3 separate regions of the Homo sapiens genome follow, and all the other regions are linked to region 1. A link is a contact called in ENCODE Hi-C or POLR2A ChIA-PET data. All regions are on one chromosome and are shown on one strand. Each heading gives the region's core, a stretch centred on a gene start or an enhancer-like site at or near the end of the contact. The rest is flanking DNA. Distances are from core to core; before and after follow the strand shown. Region 1 holds the start of ESRRA (estrogen related receptor alpha). Region 2 holds the start of SPINDOC (spindlin interactor and repressor of chromatin binding). Region 3 holds the start of MAP4K2 (mitogen-activated protein kinase kinase kinase kinase 2).

Region 1 (2,776 bases), core at 71-2,570:
GAATCCCTAGCCAGGAGCAGGATACTTCCCAGTTTTCTCCAGATGTTGGGGGGACCTCTGAGACCCTGCCCTCATCTGGGTATTCTGCATTGGAGAGCAGACCCAAGGCCAGTGGACGTGCTCACACCGAGTTCACACACTCCACTCACCGGGGTGCTCAGGAGCCCCACAAGCCCACGCAGGCTCGCTCTCTGCTGAGGGCTTTCACACTTGCACCGGCCTTCCCAAACCCGTGCTCACTCCTGCTCACACTTGTGCTCACACACTTCTCCTGGAGCGCACACCCCATCCACGAACTCAGTCAAGGCTCATGATCACACACACTCTCACTAGGTCTCCCCACATCCACACGCACAGGCACGGACTCATGAAAACACCTCCAGAGCTTTTCACACCTGACACGCGGCTGCCCTCCTGCCCCAGCATGCCGGTCCCAGGCACACGGCGGGCGCCGCTCCACCTCCTCGCGACCAGCCTGCAGGTCCACTCTTATACTCCCGCTGTCGCAGAGGCCGCCACCTCCCGGGGCGCCGCGTCCCGCCCCCAACCTGCGCACACCTTTGGGAAGTTGCCTAAAGTTGCTACGCCTCCCCCTCCCCGCCCGCGGGAGACCTCTACCAGGTTATCAGGAAGTAAGTGGGGAGAGCCAAGGAGGAGGAAGTTCTCCCCTGCCGGTGCGATGACCTTTGACCCAGAGAGGAGGGTGGCCCCAGGCCCCTTCGAGCGCCCCCACGTGGTCTTCAGAGCCCCTTCCCAGACATAGAGCCCTCCCCGTCTTCCACCCCGGCCAGCCCCAGGGACTTCGGCAAATGCGGGATTGAACCCTGCCCCGGAGCGGGCTGGATCGGAGGCCCAACCCTGACCCGAGTCAGGACCCGCAGCCAGAGCCAGATCCTGCCCCAGGCCGGCCCACCAGGACTCGGACGCCGGATCCCGCCTGAACCCTGACCAGTCCGACCCTCGACTGGGTCCCAACCGTGGCCCGGACTGGCCCCAGAGTCGGACCCCGCCTGCAGCCCGCCCCGCCCGCCTCCCTGCCGCGCTCGCACATGGCCCCCGCGCCCCGCCCGCCCACCCCCGCGGCAGCGCTCCCCTCCGCCCCCGGACCTGGGGCTCCGGCAGCGCGGTCGGGCAGGCATGGGGGCCGAGCGGCCCGGAGTGCCGGAGTGAGCCGGGGGCCGCGGGCGGCCCCTCCTCCGCCGCCTCCTCGGGCCGCGCCGCCCCACCGCGCCGCGTCCCCTCACTCGGCGGCGCCGCCGGCTGCTTGTAGGACACAAAAGGACATCGCGGCCGCTTCCTACTCCGCTTCCTCCAGCTGACAGCGGGGGTGGGGCCGGCCGTGCGCATGCAAAGCAGGGGGCGGGGCCCGGGGTCCTATGCTAATCAGACCAGCGGGGCGGGCGGCGCCTGCGCGCCCGGACGAGTCGGGGCGGAGCCGGCAGCGCCAGTGGGCGGGCCTTCGTGCAGGTCCCGCCCCGCAGCCCGCCGAGCCACTGCGGCGCACATGCGTACGCGGCCCCTGGGAGGGGCGGGGCCGGAGACGCGGAGGGCGGGGACAATAGAGCCGAGAGCAAGTGGGGCCAGAAGCGCTCTTTCGTAACGGAGGAGGCGGGGCTTGCTGCGCGCGAGAGGAGTGGGCGAGGCGGTGCAGGCTGCAGTCGCGGAGCCAAGAGACCACTTACAGATGAAAACGCAAGGGCGGGACGAGCGGAGAGGCTGGACCTGCTACCTATGCTTGAGGGGCGGAGCCTAGCGCGCCGTCGCGAGGAGGGAGGTGCTGCCCCGTTCCCCCTACCCCCTTCCCCCAAAGCGACACCAACTGAGCACTCGAACCGTAGACCCAGTAGCCCCACAGAGCTGCGGAACTCGGGGTGGGTGAAGCCGACTTAAAACATGCAATAAGTCCTGGATTGCGAGTCCCGGAAGGTAGGGCCGATAGGGCCCGGACGGAGAAAGCTCAAGGTCACTGCGGTGACCGAATGAAGGTCACTGCGGTGACCGAATGAAGGTCACGGGGAAGGGCGGGGCCACGTGCGTCCGCCTCACGCGGGCTGTCCTGCACTGACTCACGGACCATGCATCGACTCTTTTATTTCTTTAGGACTCAAATTCCACTCGGATGGGGTCAGGCTTGGGTCTGGGGACCGGGCTGGCACGGGGCTGGTTCGGGTCGCTGCTCGAGCCCAAGGTGGCGTTTTTAATTCACGTACAGCCTCTTGCTCCGGCGCTTCTTGAGCCCTTCGATGTATCGCTGCAGCTCCTTAGTCAGGAAGTGGTCCCTGCCGATCCCTAACTGGTAGCCTAGGAGGAGGGCAGAGCTCGGCTCAGGGCAGTGAGCAACCGAAAGGTCTCCCCACCAGGGGGCGCCGCATGTGTGATTCGAGGAACCGCAGATGATTCGAGGTAGCAGTAGCGCAGGGCACTCAGGTCTGTGTTAGCCTGGGGAACTTTGCATCTCTAAGGGTGCTGAGTGTTAAGGTGGAGGATGGATGAGGTCAAGGCTAGGGAAGAGGTTGCAGGCCTGAACTAGGGCGGTGGTAGCGAGCAGTTTGCCCACCTTCTGGACCAGCCACCCACTCTAAGCCATCAGCTGGCCCTTTATCACCGCTGGGCTTTCCTACCACAGCAGCAAAAGTTCACCCACATAATCCACTGTCCAAAGGCTCCTCACAACTCCCCAACCAGAGGCAGTCGAGGCCACACCAAGGCGGTCATCCCACTGTGCAGGTGGAGAAACAGCCACAGAAAAGCCTCCCTCAGCTGGAGAGGGGCTGCA
Region 2 (2,776 bases), core at 100-2,599, 490 kb after region 1:
CTATCTTTTGGACTAAATGCTCCGAGAAGGGAGGTGACCTTTATTTCCCTCATGAATTTTATAACCCTTCCAGTTCCAAAAAGGATGACAGGCAGTGCAGGCAGACATCATTCTGTTCGGCTGAAGTTCAATGAATGGCATTGCTGCTCTCAACCTCTTTTGGGTACTATCCCGCCTAAGAAAAGCGGGGTGGGAGAATGGAAATATATTTGCATTTTCATGCATATTAAGTCTCCCACAAAGATGGCTCTTTGTTTTCTTACGGTTTGCAAGCTCCTGAGGACTAGAAATCGGTGAAGGGGGAGGGGAGAGCGAGTGTTCTGAGATTGTTCCTCCCATCCCCTCCCAAAGCTAATCTCGTTCTAGCACTGCACTGCTTTTCCAAACTAGCTGTTGTATGCAGTCCCATTCATCCCTTCTCTCCAGAACTTGACACCTGTGGCTCCTGCAAGTGGAAGGCCCGGGAATGGGAATGAAGCGGGGTGGTGGGCAGGGAAGCGTTATGCTCGGAGAGCCCTTAAAATTCTCCTGGAGGTCGGCAGCGGCGCCCGCCTGTAGCCTCCGGCCTAGAGGCTTCGCCGCCCCTCGGACTAGAACACAGCCCGGCCGTTGTGCTTGCCTCCCCTTCCCAGGCTGTGAGACGGCGGCCGCAACCACCCAGCGCCTCTGGGGATCCGGCCTCTGGTGCTGGGCCCGGGAGAGGGGGCGCTTGGGCACCGGAAGATCCGGAGCGTGCGGGGCGTGGATCGAAGTCTCCAGACCCTGGGCGGGGGAAAGGGGAAGGGAGGGGGAAATCGAGGAGGCCTGAGCTTCTAAACCATGGTGGGGGAGGTGCAAGAGCGCGCCCTGGACCCAGATCCGAGAGGGAAACCTGGGCCCCAAGGCTGAAGGGGGTGAGAAGGTGCCCGGGTCCCGGACCCCGACTGGGGAGGGACGGCCCCAGCCCCGGCCCCGCACCGTGACGCGGAAGTGGAATCCCCTCCATCCTCACCTCTGAGCATCGGCTCGGGCCGCGGAATTACGGCCACCACCATGGCCTCCTCCTCGTCCTCCCCTTCCTCGCATTTCAGCGTCACCTCGAAGCAGTCGAGTGCGGCGCCCTCGGCCTTTAGGGCCATGGTGCGGCCGTGGGCGATAGCAGTGGCCGGAGGACTGGCGCGCAGGCTTCGGCGCGCAGCCGGCAACCGCCTCCCGCCTCCTGGCCGGAATAGCGCCGGGCCCGCCGCCCGCCCCGCGCAGCCCCCTCCCCGCCGCCCGCCCGCCGCTCGCCGGCCGGGCCTGCGACCGGCGCGTCCGGGCCTCCCCGAGACCTCGGCGCGTCGGGAGCCCGGGCGGGGAGGGCTCAATCCGGGGCCCCTGCCCCCCGCCGCTCCCTTTTATGGAGGCTCATTGTCGGCGCCCGCCCGGCCGGCCAGCCGCGGACCCGCCCCCGATGCCGCGCGGCCAATCGCGCGTGGCCCCGCCCCGGGCACGCGGCCCCGTTAGAAACCCTGGACCCGGGAGGCGGCGGGAAGGGCCGAGGGGACCCGGGGCCACCCGGTGCGCAGAGGCAGAGGGGCCCCCAAAACCCGCAACGCGGGCCCCTCAGTCTGCGGGCCAAGCCCGGGGTTTCCCTCCATTAAGAAGTCAGTTGGGCGTTTCTGCTGGCGTGGAGAGCGCTACCAGGTGCCCCCGGATTTTGATCGGGAGTCGCTTTTGCCTTTCCGTGGACAAGCCTTCCTCCGCCAGCAGATGCCCCGGGCAGGAAGAGAAGCGGTGGGTGAGTGGAAAGGGCCTTGGTATGGAAACGCAGAGACCGAATTCCTTCTCATCTGCCAGCTCCGTGGCCGTGGGCACATTATCTGTTTTCTTAGTCCGGCTCATCGTTTCTTTCAAAAACCATTTTGGACCCTTCTGGGAAGGCAAAGAAGAGAAGCAGAGTGGACTGTGAGCGGACATAAACCACCCTGATGGGTATGATTTCCATTTTTGGCACGGGAGTCCGGAGATTTTGTGACCCTCTCCAAGGACACACAGCAATCCCTTGAGAGCCCCAAGACCAGAGTCCAGTTGCCATGACATTGCTGCCCTATAACCACACTCTGGGTGAGCTTTTACTTCTGTGACATGGAATGTGCATCTCCCTCTTCTATAGCAACCCTCATGAGATTTCAGCTCAGAAAATGCAAAATGTCTGACACTGAAAATCCATCTTCGAATGTCGTTATATCAGACCAGACACAGTAGTATTCAGAATCGCGTAGTAGGATGGGGGTGTGAGAAGAGGTGTGAACTAGTCTATATGGATTGCAGTCAATTTTTTAATTTTTTTTTTTTTGAGACAGAGTCTCGCTCTGTCACCAGGCTGGAGTGCAGTGGCGCTATCTCGGCTCACCACAACCTCCGCCTCCCAGGTTCAAGCTATTCTCCCGCCTCAGCCTCCTGGGTAGCTGGGACTACAGGCACGTGCCACCATGCCCGGCTAATTTTTGTATTTTTAGTAGAGACGGGGTTTCAGCATGTTGGCCAGGATGGTCTTGATCTCTTGACCTCATCATCCGTCTGCCTCGGCCTCCCAAAGTGGGATTACAGGCGTGAGCCACCGCGCCTGGCCTTGCAGTCTATTTTTAAGGGAATTATTTTGTTATGTGCAAGTGTATCTGATATTTTAAAGGTTTTACAACAAAGGTATTACCAAGCCTGTTTAACTATTTCTGCTGAATGGTCATTCTCTACCATTTGCTACAGATCCCTTCCGTGCCCCTCTGCTCTGCTCTGTATTGCAGTGGGCTGAGTC
Region 3 (2,500 bases), core at 1-2,500, 500 kb before region 1:
CAAGATCAACTCGAGCGCCATCAAGCTGCAACTCACGGCACAGTCGCAAGTGCAGATGAAGAAGCAGAAAGTGTCCACCCCTAGTGACTACACTCTGTCTTTCCTCAAGCGGCAGCGCAAAGGCCTCTGAACTACTGGGGACTTCGGACCGCTTGTGGGGACCCAGGCTCCGCCCTTAGTCCCCCAACTCTGAGCCCATGTTCTGCCCCCAGCCCAAAGGGGACAGGCCTCACCTCTACCCAAACCCTAGGTTCCCGGTCCCGAGTACAGTCTGTATCAAACCCACGATTTTCTCCAGCTCAGAACCCAGGGCTCTGCCCCAGTCGTTAGAATATAGGTCTCTTCTCCCAGAATCCCAGCCGGCCAATGGAAACCTCACGCTGGGTCCTAATTACCAGTCTTTAAAGGCCCAGCCCCTAGAAACCCAAGCTCCTCCTCGGAACCGCTCACCTAGAGCCAGACCAACGTTACTCAGGGCTCCTCCCAGCTTGTAGGAGCTGAGGTTTCACCCTTAACCCAAGGAGCACAGGTCCCACCTCCAGCCCGGGAGCCTAGGACCACTCAGCCCCTAGGAGTATATTTCCGCACTTCAGAATTCCATATCTTGCGAATCCAAGCTCCCTGCCCCAAATAACTTCAGTCCTGCTCCAGAATTTGGAAATCCTAGTTTCCTCTCCTTCGTATCCCGAGTCTGGGACACAAAACTCCGCCCCCAGCCTATGAGCATCCTGAGCCCCGCCCTCTTCCTGACGAAACTGGCCCCGGATCAGAGCAGGACCTCCCTTCCGACCCTCTGGGAACCTCCCAGAGGTCCAGCCCATCTCGGAGCATCCCGGAGGAAATCTGCAGAGGGTTAGGAGTGGGTGACAAGAGCCTGATCTCTTCCTGTTTTGTACATAGATTTATTTTTCAGTTCCAAGAAAGATGAATACATTTTGTTAAAAAAAATATAAAGCGCAAGTCCATGTTTATCTGGGAAATTGGGGATGGGGCGGGGAGTGGAGCGCCCCCTCTTCCCTCTGTCTTCTGGCTCCCGGGACTTTGCGCTCCCTACCTGTGGAGCGCGAGCGACAGTGGCGGCGGAAGGACGTAGGCTCCGCCCCGGCCTTGGGGCTTCCCCGCGCCGCCGAGGGCCCGTCCCGCGGGCGCCTCCTCCCGGACTGGCGGTGGGGCATCCCCGGCGCGGCCCCGCCCCCGGGCCTCAGCCCCGCCCCCGCGGCCTCAGAGCCACGGGCGCCCGCCCCGCCCCGCGCCGCCCCGCGCCGGCTCCGCAGCTCGCGCCCGCCCGCCTGCCGGCCCGCCCGGCGCCGGGCCATGGCGCTGCTGCGGGATGTGTCGCTGCAGGACCCGCGGGACCGCTTCGAGCTGCTGCAGCGCGTGGGGGCCGGGACCTATGGCGACGTCTACAAGGTGCGACGGGACGGGCGGGAGAGCCGGGAGGAGGGTGCCAGCCCCGCACCCCGCGGCAGGATCTAGCCCCCGGCCCCGCCCCCCATCCCGCTTCACCCTCCGCCCCTGCAGGCCCGCGACACGGTCACGTCCGAACTGGCCGCCGTGAAGATAGTCAAGCTAGACCCAGGTGAGGGCCCGGGTCGGGCCTCTGCGCCAGAGGAAGGGCAGAGCGCCCGCGGGCGCGGGGTGCGGGCGGAGGGTTGACGTTTCCGAGACCCCTGAGAGGCGTGCCCCGGGAGGTGCTGTCACCTGCACCTGCCTGGCCCGGAGGGAGGCACTCTGTGCCCATTTTGCAGATGGGGGCACTGAGTCAGGGCAACCCCAGCGCGCCTTCCCCATGATGCTTTGTGCTTCCCAGGGGACGACATCAGCTCCCTCCAGCAGGAAATCACCATCCTGCGTGAGTGCCGCCACCCCAATGTGGTGGCCTACATTGGCAGCTACCTCAGGTGAGGCTGCCTTATCCTCCTGGCCCCAGGCAGCCCCCATGTGACCTGCTTTGTGCCCACCCCAGCTCTTTGTCCCTAGGAATGACCGCTTGTGGATCTGCATGGAGTTCTGCGGAGGGGGCTCCCTGCAGGAGATTTACCATGGTGAGGCCAGGGCTCCAGGCCCCAGCAGGCCCCAGCCTTCCCCCACCCCTACCCCACTGGGGTACCAGAGGGGACTCTGGGCCCTGGACTTGGGCTCCTCTCCACTCCTGCCTGGCTGTGTGACCTTGAGAGAAATACTGTCCATCTCTGGGTTCAGTATCCTAGACTAAACTGGGAGGGGACGTGGCCAACACCGCTTTCATTTAACAGTGCCTGCTGCTTTTCCCACACACGGTAGCCTGGGAGGGTGGGCATGACCCCCGGGCCCCCAAGCCAGCCTCTCCCTTTTCCTTTCAGCCACTGGGCCCCTGGAGGAGCGGCAGATTGCCTACGTCTGCCGAGAGGCACTGAAGGTAGCTGGGCCTGTGAGGTGCCCACACCTCTGGTCTCCAGAAGCTGTGGGCCAGGAGCCCAGATGACCAGCAGGGAGGCGGGTGGAGTGCCTCGGGTGGGGC

What was found. A loop is a pair of places that touch in the nucleus more often than their neighbours do. ChIA-PET counts read pairs that join two places held with the same protein, here RNA polymerase II (POLR2A). Pooled maps may share reads with other maps.
Region 2: a loop to region 1 is called in a pooled map, with 6 times the contacts of the local background. The contact joins the promoter of SPINDOC here to the promoter of ESRRA in region 1. A Hi-C loop is called at or near these places in 5 of 50 pooled maps. POLR2A ChIA-PET finds 5 or more read pairs at or near these places in 2 of 52 experiments (A549 and HEK293T).
Region 3: a loop to region 1 is called in a pooled map, with 12 times the contacts of the local background. The contact joins the promoter of MAP4K2 here to the promoter of ESRRA in region 1. A Hi-C loop is called at or near these places in 1 of 37 single-sample maps with no recorded cell type and 9 of 50 pooled maps. POLR2A ChIA-PET finds 5 or more read pairs at or near these places in 2 of 52 experiments (OCI-LY7 and WTC11).

What each region holds. Positions count from the first base shown.
Region 1 is chr11:64,304,068-64,306,843 of GRCh38, reverse strand. ESRRA (estrogen related receptor alpha) reads right to left here and starts at 1,320. Exons shown (of 7, transcript NM_004451.5): 1 at 1,108-1,320. It overlaps CATSPERZ (catsper channel auxiliary subunit zeta), which reads right to left. Exons shown (of 5, transcript NM_001039496.2): 5 at 2,074-2,301. The coding sequence ends at 2,198. KCNK4-CATSPERZ (KCNK4-CATSPERZ readthrough (NMD candidate)) reads right to left here. Exons shown (of 11, transcript NR_133662.1): 11 at 2,075-2,301. RefSeq lists an enhancer at 624-693 and a silencer at 1,104-1,613.
Region 2 is chr11:63,812,029-63,814,804 of GRCh38, reverse strand. SPINDOC (spindlin interactor and repressor of chromatin binding) reads right to left here and starts at 1,349. Exons shown (of 6, transcript NM_138471.3): 1 at 992-1,349. The coding sequence starts at 1,118. RefSeq lists a silencer at 1,244-1,713.
Region 3 is chr11:64,801,964-64,804,463 of GRCh38, reverse strand. It overlaps MAP4K2 (mitogen-activated protein kinase kinase kinase kinase 2), which reads left to right and starts at 1,250. Exons shown (of 32, transcript NM_004579.5): 1 at 1,250-1,410; 2 at 1,522-1,579; 3 at 1,811-1,901; 4 at 1,981-2,045; 5 at 2,343-2,398. The coding sequence starts at 1,315. MEN1 (menin 1) reads left to right here. Exons shown (of 10, transcript NM_001370259.2): 10 at 1-948. The coding sequence ends at 130. RefSeq lists silencers at 1,111-1,290, 1,441-1,620.